2 separate regions of the Homo sapiens genome follow, and region 2 is linked to region 1. Evidence: chromatin loops called from intact Hi-C (ENCODE). Cell type or tissue: thyroid gland. All regions are shown on one strand. Links, peaks and the distances in the headings refer to the core of each region. The heading gives the core; the rest is flanking DNA. Region 1 holds the start of COL25A1 (collagen type XXV alpha 1 chain). Region 2 has its middle 38 kb from the start of SEC24B.

The links. A loop is a pair of places that touch in the nucleus more often than their neighbours do. Peaks named below come from ENCODE experiments on the same cell type or tissue, not always from the same donor. Only the 100,000 strongest peaks of a DNase experiment are listed, where the experiment ranks them.
Region 2: it touches region 1 in a loop (2.2-fold over the local background); 8 of 110 quality-filtered maps call a loop at or near these places.

Annotation. Positions count from the first base shown.
Region 1 is chr4:109,300,622-109,305,019 of GRCh38, reverse strand. It overlaps COL25A1 (collagen type XXV alpha 1 chain), which reads left to right and starts at 2,362. Exons shown (of 38, transcript NM_198721.4): 1 at 2,362-2,851; 2 at 2,945-3,297; 3 at 4,368-4,398. The coding sequence starts at 3,001. COL25A1-DT (COL25A1 divergent transcript) reads right to left here and starts at 1,985. Exons shown (of 3, transcript NR_160939.1): 1 at 1,693-1,985. RefSeq lists an enhancer at 1,508-2,290. In thyroid gland, for the core only: no CTCF peak of the experiment used is centred there; a DNase peak (open chromatin) is centred at 2,109; H3K4me3 peaks cover 1,831 bases; H3K27ac peaks cover 1,364 bases.
Region 2 is chr4:109,393,229-109,397,626 of GRCh38, reverse strand. No RefSeq gene overlaps it. Among named protein-coding and RNA genes, the nearest start is that of SEC24B, 38 kb to the left of the region's middle. RefSeq lists enhancers at 3,610-4,110, 4,111-4,398. In thyroid gland, for the core only: no CTCF peak of the experiment used is centred there; no DNase peak of the experiment used is centred there.

The sequences.
Region 1 (4,398 bases), core at 141-4,140:
GAAAATGGCTTTTCTACTGAAATTTTAAGAGTGGTATGTTGTCCAAAAGAAAAAGCTCTTTATTCTCATTGTCTCCATACTTCAGAGAAACTGATGTGGAGAGTTTGAGAGGAAGAATGAGCAATGAGGCTAGTGAGATGGTAGACAGGGGGCTTTGTTGTGGGGGTTGAAAGATGTAAGATCTTTGTCCTAAGGACAACCAGAATTATTGAAGGACTCTAAATAGATGAGGAGAGGAGGGCAAGGGAGAAGTCAGGGCCGGCAACTGGGTATTTTGGCTTGGGGAGACTGGATGGATGGCAACTCCATTGGCTGAGATGGGAAACAGAGGAAGCAGACAGAATTTGGAGGTAAGCTGCAGGTTACATTGGAAATGAGAGTGAGACATCCAAACGGAGATGACAAAGAGGCAACTGGCTATATGGATCTGAGGTTCAGGAGAGAGGTTTGGGCTTTTGATATGAATTTATGACTCATCAGTGTAATGGGAACTCTACTGGAGAGAGTATACAGAGAAGATGGAATAGACAGAGACCCAAGGAGCACCAACTTTCAGAGAAATGAAAGAGGAAAAGCCTGCAAATGAGACTAAGGAACAGCTAGAGGTTACAGAAAGAGTTTGTACATTAAAATATTTGTACCCATTATTTGGGTCCTGTTATTGGAAACATGTTTAATCACAATTAAATGTGACTTGAAATTTATCTGTTTTAAAATTTATTTAAAAACGTTGTTTATATTTAAAAGAGGAACAGTAAATCCTCACATCGCAGGGTTATGAGGTTCAAATACAAAAAGTATTTGAAAATATTTTGGAAAGTATTATACCAGTGGTTCTCAAACTTTAGTAGTATATATCAAAATCATTTGGAGGGCTTGTTAAAACACAGATTGCTGTTTTTTTTAAAATTATTATTTCAGTAGTGGTAGTAGCAGTTTCTGATTCAGATCTGTGGTAGGAACCTAGAATTTTAATGTCCAAGTTCTCAGGTGATGCTGATGTTATTGGTCTAGGACCATCCTTTGAGAACCACTGTGTAATACAAATGAATTATGGTTTTGACTTTATAGCCAAATTCATTGAGTTTTCCTCCAATGTTAGTCTCTTTCTTCCTCTAATGCTGTTATTTCCTTACCTTGCTTCACACCTAGCAATATCCGTTTACACATGTGAAAGACCAACTTAGTGAAGTATTTTGTTGACTGTTTACAATAGTAAGCAACGACTTCAGGTTAGCTTAATTAAGGAGAATAGGAAAAATATATGGTTTTTTTTTTTATAGGGAGATAAGAAGGAACTCTTTGGAATAAGAGGTGGGATTTCTGTTTTCCCCAAAGTCAATTAGATGTCAAATGCTACTTGTTACCAACTTTCCAAAATCCCATTAGAGACCTTGTAATTTGATCCAGAGAGAACAGCATTAAGAGTCAGGTAAAAGGAAAAACTGACTTCATTCTTCATTCCTTTCCTAAATCCTGAGAAATGTGTATACCTCAACACTCCCTTTTCCAATCCCGCAAAACAGGGAATCAGGAAAACACATTAGCACCCTAGTACAGACTAGGAATACAGAGCTGGGAGGAGACTCAGTGCCGTCAAGACAAGGAAACTGGGGGAGGGGAAGGAAAACTTCCCCTCGTTGGACAATCTGAGGGCTGCAGTGGGAAGAGAAGGGAAGTGGGGAAATGTACCTCAGACGTCGGCCAGACACTTTGCCTCTGGGCATGTGGGAAAGTGAGGGAGGAGGGAAAAGCGCTGCACCACAGCGAGATAGCAACAGCTCCTGCGGCTGCTTTTGAGTGAAGATCAGTAGAGATAGAGCGTGCCGCTTCACATCTTCCTCCCGGAGGCCATTTCTCCATTTTTATGTGGGATAAAAAGGGGGCGCTGGGCTGAGTCAGTATAAGCCAAAGTTGCCGCCTCTTGCGCAGCCGACCCCGCTTCGGCCCCGGCCCAGGCCAGAGAGGTGGCCCTCGGAGATGCTGAAGTTACTCCGCGCAGGGGGAGGGGTCGCCAGGCTCCTCTCCAATCACGGTGGCCGCTCCAGCTATTTGCATACATTATGCTAATAACAGACCTCCTGCCCCGCTCCCACCCAAGCTTCCCGCCTCCCTTGGGGGTTCCCCGGGCCGGCCCGCGGGCTGGGCCAAGGTGAATACATTATGATAATAAGGCGGGCTCCTGCTTTGCCTTCGGAAGGGGGGCGCGCAGCAGCGGGAGCGGCAGGCCGGACGCCGGGCGCCGGGAGGGGGTCGGGGGAGGGACGTCGTGCTCGGAGCGCGCGCGCACTCACACACTCACACACACACTCACGCGAGCATCGCGAAGGGTATTTAAGGATCGCGCACGCGGGGCTGCGGAGATCCTTCGGGCAGCCGCGACTTCGGCTTCGCGAGTAGCATTGGTTCCTTGGGTTTATTTCGTTTTCCTCTCTCTTCTCCACCTTAGTCGCCCCTTTCGCGCTGCGCTGTAGCGTGCTCTCACAGCCTTTTTGCCTTGAACTGAATGCAGGTGGGAAACAGGTCGGCGTGCCGAAAGACACCGAGTAGGTAGAAATAAGGCAAACTCACAGAGGCGCAACAGGTCCGGTCCTCCGTGGCCAGGGCGAGCCGCGGCCCCGCGTGGCGCCTCGGCCGTTGCCCTCGGACCCTGAGCGGCCACTGTTGGGGCCCTCGAAAGAGGTGTCGGTCCTCTGGGAGTCGGAAGAGCTGTCTGGGTGGGTTTCGTCTTGCTTTTTACCCCACCGCCACCCAGTCCCCGGACGGAGGGTGCTTTTCACTTCCAGCTGGGAGGAGAGAAGAAAGCGGGGATGGTGCACGCCTGCGGGTCTGGACGCTGAGCAAGGCAGGGGTCCGTATCCGCTCGTGGGCTTGACTCCACCAACTAGTTGTGCAGCCACAGGGACTGAACTTTGGAGGAATCGACCTTTTTCTTTCCTTTTAGGATTATTTGAGGTGTAGAGGGTGGGAAGCGAAGCCGAGACGGCCGACCCCGCCACGATGCTGCTGAAGAAGCACGCAGGGAAAGGAGGGGGCCGGGAGCCCAGATCCGAGGACCCGACCCCTGCCGAACAGCATTGTGCCCGGACCATGCCCCCGTGTGCCGTCCTGGCGGCCCTCCTGTCAGTGGTGGCCGTGGTGTCTTGCCTGTACCTGGGTGTGAAAACCAACGACCTCCAGGCGAGGATCGCCGCTCTCGAATCCGCCAAAGGGGCCCCTTCCATTCATCTGCTGCCTGATACCCTGGATCACCTCAAGACTATGGTGCAAGAGAAAGTGGAGCGACTTCTGGCTCAGGTGTGAGAGGCTGGGGTATTTTGCACGTGGGTAACATCTTGTACAAGCGTGACTCTGTGTGCATGACTAGCCGCTACCCTTACTGTACCCATACTTGGTGTGGCTGTGTGTGTGCGCGCGCGTGCATGTGTTGGCCAAGGATCTATGCTCACTGTAGCATATATTTATATGTGCACATCCCTTGATGTCCCCATCCCTATCTCTAATCTTCCCTCACTCTCTCTTAATGTTTGCGTGTTAAACACATAGGAAGGTCTAAAAGGGTTCGGAAAGGGCATTTTATCTCTTTTTAGTTGTCCTAAGTCAAACCCAATTGTGGAGAGAATATTTCTTGCAGAGATAGCATCTGTTAAATCTTTTACATGTTGTAAGATGGTTAGGGTCATAGATGTTATTAATATATAAAAAAGGTAATCACTCTTAAATGTAAAATAATGTCATATATAATTTAAAATCAATAATTTCACACGTTGAATCTTTTCATATTAAAAGTTTAAACTTTTTTTTTTTAAAGTAGCTTTATTTTTGGTAAAGGATGCAGTGCCGGGGTATTTATGAATGCAGAGCCCTTGGAATTGAGAGTTGAGAGGAATCTATGTTATGTGTAAGGGTACCTTTAGACTAGAGTAAGGGGGTTTTCTGGAACCTTACCCTAGCCGGGAGCCTATTTGGCAGTAGTTGCAGCCTAGCATGATAAATAAAGCAGTTGACCTTCATGTATAAAATATTGGCTGTTATTGGTAAGCCACAGCTTACCTAATACTGCAACATTTTAGTGCTAGGTTTTTACATTGACTGCATATGCTTGAGCTGAGGGAGAGAGTGGTGGTAGAGAAGAATGGAGAAAGATGTTATACAAGTCCAGCAATCTTGATACCCTATCAGTGGTCATTTTCTTTTTTTAGGACTTAGGCATGGTTACTTTCTTGACTAGAGTCCAAGTACATATGTAAATGTTAGTTATGCAGGTTATGAAATGCCGGTAAATCAGGCGTATGGCCAGAGTCCCTAAAGACTCCATCCCTCTACAGTGCTACTGATGATTATTAATAACTCTTCTTTTCCTACAGAAATCCTATGAACATATGGCTAAAATAAGAA
Region 2 (4,398 bases), core at 264-4,263, 92 kb before region 1:
TAGAAAAAAGTTAATTGCTTGCTTCCATTTGAACCCAGAGGCTTGCTACTGTATTTGTTAAATATCTACCTGATATTATAGGACATATAAAGAGCCTGATCCTGAATCAGACAATTTCAAAAACAAAGAGAAAAACAATAGCCTTTTTCTATTGAAGCTCTTTATGCCATAAGTGGGGAGTTGATTTTGTTTGAAGGTAAAATAAAATCTTATTAAAAAGTTGTTTTCCATTTTTTTCTTTTTTATTGTGGTAAAATACATATAAAATTGACCATCTTAGCCATTTTTATGTGTATAATTCAATAGTGTTAAGTATATATACATTGTTATGCAACTAATCTCCAGAATTTTTCATCTTGTAAAACACAACTCTGCCCATTAAACAGTAACTTTCTATTCCCCATCCCCTGACAACTACCATTCTCTTTTCTGAGTTTGACTATTGTAGGTAACTTTTTATAAGTGAAGTTATACAGTATTTGTCTTTTTATGACTGGCTTATTTAATTTAGCAGAATGTTCTCAAGTTTCATCCGTGTTGTAGCATGCATCAGAATTTCCTTCTTTTTTTTTTTTCTTTTTTGCTGGGGTGCTGTGGTGTGATCTTGGCTCACTGCAACATCCACCTCCCAGGTTCAAGTGATTCTCCTGCCTCAGCCTCCCAAGTAGTTGGGATTACAGGCATGTGCCACTATACCCAGCTAATTTTTGTGTTTTTAGTAGAGATGGGGTTTCACCATGTTGAACAGGCTGGTCTTGAACTCCTGACCTCAAGTGATCCATCCACTTCAGCCTTTCAAAGTGCTAGGATTACAGGCATGAGCCACTGTTCCTGGCCAAGAGAAATCTCACCATTTCTGTGGGGTTTTGTTTGTTTGTTTTTTAGAGATAGGGTCTCACTATGTTGACCAGGCTGGTCTTGAACTCCTGGCCTTAAGCGATCCTCCCATCTCGGCCTCCCAAAGTGCTGGGATTACATGCATGAGCCACCCCACCCAGCCTCCTTCCTTTTTAGGACTGAACAATATTTCATCCTATGTGTATATCACATACATTCTTTTTTTAATCCGTTTAACTGTTGATAAACATTGGGTTGTTTCCACCTTTGGCTATTGTGAATAATGCTGCTATGAATATAGGTGTACAAATATTTCTTCAAGACCCTGTTTTCAAATACTTTCTAAGTGTTTTACTAGATTTATCTTATTTGATCCTTACAACAACTTTATAATCAAAGTACTCTTAAGATCCCAGTTTTATTGATGTGGAAACTGAAGCATATAGAGGGTAAGTTATTGTGATTCTAGAACTCCTGTGTTTAACACCACTCTATACTGTTTTCCAACAGAAAATCTAGGTATCTTGCACCAAGAAGTGGAAAATAAAGAAGAGAAATGAGAACCATGTTTGTATTGGCTGTCTATAAAATAAGAGGTAGGCATTAACTTTTATCATTCACTATATTCAAAGAATAATACAGTAAAAATTATATTCAGGCTATATCTCTTCTGACAGAATGAATTCCAGCAGACCCCAGACTTTTTGGCACCAGGGACCAGTTTCGTGGAAGACAAACTGTGTGAGGCATGGTTTCAGGATGAAACTGTTCTGTCTCAGATCATCAGGCATTAGTTAGCTTCTCATAAGGAGCTTGCAGCGTAGATCCTCGCATGTGCAAGTTCACAGTAGGGTCCGCGCTCCTGTGAGAATCTGATGCAGCCACTGATCTGACAGGAGGCGGAGCTCAGGCCGTCATACTGTCCTGCCCGCTGCTTACCTCCTGCTGTGCGGCCTGGTTCCTAACAGGTCATGGACTAGTACCGTCAGTGGCTCAGGGGTTGGGGACCATTGAATTATAAATTTGAGAGCTCTCCTGATAATTCAGGAAAACAACTTGCTTTTGAGTTACCTATCAAAATAAATTTTATTCAGATGATTGCTTTGATATAAATAATCTAGTAAGGCTATTTTGTATTTCCAAAATTAAACTCTCAATTTCCTGTTTGTGTATAATGAAATAGATAAGATGCAAATTAAAAAGGAAAGAGAATGACTGGTCTGTGAAAACCTCATGAAACAGAGCTTCTTGTTTAAACTGTTACTATCTACAATTATTGCTTTTAAGGTATTTCTTATATATTAAAATATCCTGTATAATCATTTGAAATATTATTTTAGGAAGGAAAAATGAGTTTGAACAATAGACTCTTCATTGTTAAATAGCCCCTGTGGGAGATACGGACAGCCTGGTGATGACTGTCACCCCATGGCGTGCATTCCTGTACTATTGATTCGACTGTGTCTTAACTTGCACATATTCCACATATGCTTTTGCAGCACAAATTCCAAAATCTCATGAGAAATGTAAAAATGTGTGCTGGGGACTGTTTCTTAATGGGTTGTCTATAAAGTAAGCGTGTGTGTTGCATATATCTTGATATTTTTTCTTTTTCATTTTTTTCAACTTAGCTGCACATTAAAATCATCCATCTTCCTTGGTCTCAAAACACGGCTGTATTTTCAGGATCAGGAAATAAATATGTTTTTGTTTCCTGCCCCCAAAATAAATTATTTGAGTTGTTTTTCTAGGCTGAATTGTATTTCACTTCCTTTTAGATTTCTTTTACCACCAGACATTTTTTCAGTTAGTGTAAAATTTATACCCAGTAAACACATTTCTTTCAAAAATGTCAAGTCCTTTCTAAAAACAGACACTATTTAATACTTGTTCCACAAAATTATCCTCAAGATAGATGGAGAATGTTTTACCAAGTCTGATTAGTTTTGGTTGTACAAAGATATATGTAGTCATGAATAAATAAAGAACATATTTGAGGCAATTTAAAAATCGTCCCAACTTAAAAATAAGTAAAAGAAAACCTTGCTACTGAGAAAAATACAGAGATTAGAGGTGACGTTTTTATAATTGTTACTCTACTCTGATCATATTTATATGATGGGGTTTTAGGGTGACAGTACTGGAATCTCATCACAGGGATGTCGATGACAATATCTTAAGTTTAATACATGGCTTTTGGTTATGTGACAGGAACTCAACTCAAATTTGTTGAGATATGAAAGTGATTTTATTTACTCACTGAATCCAAGAAAAGGTTGAACAGGCAAAGCTGTGGCTTGGGCCTCAAGAAAAATTGGAACCAGGTCTTCAATTGCTGTCAGCACCTTTGTCTCTGTTTCTTTCTCTGCAAATTTACTCCATCCCTGTCACTGTAGACCAGATTCCTCCATGTGGCAGGAAGCATGGCCCACTGACAACTGCCTGAGTCCTCCACTGTTAACCACTGTACCAGACACTGCTGCTGCCCTAAACATGTGCCCTCGGCCCATCTCTGAGGTCACTTGTTGTTGGAGAATTGTTCATCTATGGGTCCCAGGCCTTCTACCTCAAGCACCTACATCTTTCTGCCTGAGGACGTTCTCTGGCTAGGGGCTGGGGGAAATGGGCTGGGATGGTAGGACAAAAGTGCCAGGTGGTTAATAGGCCCAGGAGTAACCCTCAGCCACAGATGATGGGAATGTGTGCATAAATACGTTTCCTTATACTGCAGGGAGTGCATTGTGAGTTTTGTTCTATAGGCCTCTTAGAGGGTGCCCAGCAGGACTGAACATCTTTTCTTATTGCTTTCTCCTTTCCCTTTCTCACTTCCACACTCTCTTACCATGCTTCCTGGGATCAGCTCCCAAATAAACTGATGGAATCCAAATCCTTGTTTCAGAGTGAGATTTTGAGATAATCCAGACAAGGACAACCACCAAAGAATAACAGGTTTGGGTTTCCTTTGTGACCCAGTGTAAAATCGTGGAGAAATTGTTAGATTGGCTCATCTTAGGTCGAGTGTTTACCCACAGCCCAAGCAGCTGTAGCCATGTCTTGTAAGGACATGGCATTCACATGGCTAGAACACGGAATAAAATATTCTGAGTCAGAGATAAAGGGAGAAAGAAAAGGAGCAGGTTAAAAACACAGGAGGGGCCGGGCGCGGTGGCTCACGCATGTAATCCCAGCACTTTGGGAGGCCGAGGCGGGCGGATCACGGGGTCAGGAGATCGAGACCATCCTGGCTAACAGGGTGAAGCCCCGTCTCTACTAAAAACACAAAAAATTAGCCGGGCGTGTTGGCAGGCGCCTGTAGTCCCAGCTACTCGGGAGGCTGAGGCAGGAGAATGGCGTGAACCCGGCAGGCGGAGCTTGCAGTAAGCCAAGATCGTGCCACTGCACTTCAGCCCGGGCGACAGAGCGAGACTCCGTCTCAAAAAAATAAACAAAAACAAAAACAAAAAAACACACACAGGAGGATATTATTCACAGAAGATAGGATATATTGGGACGGTGAATTGGTTGGGCATATAGGACAATAGATATTTACCCATAACGTAT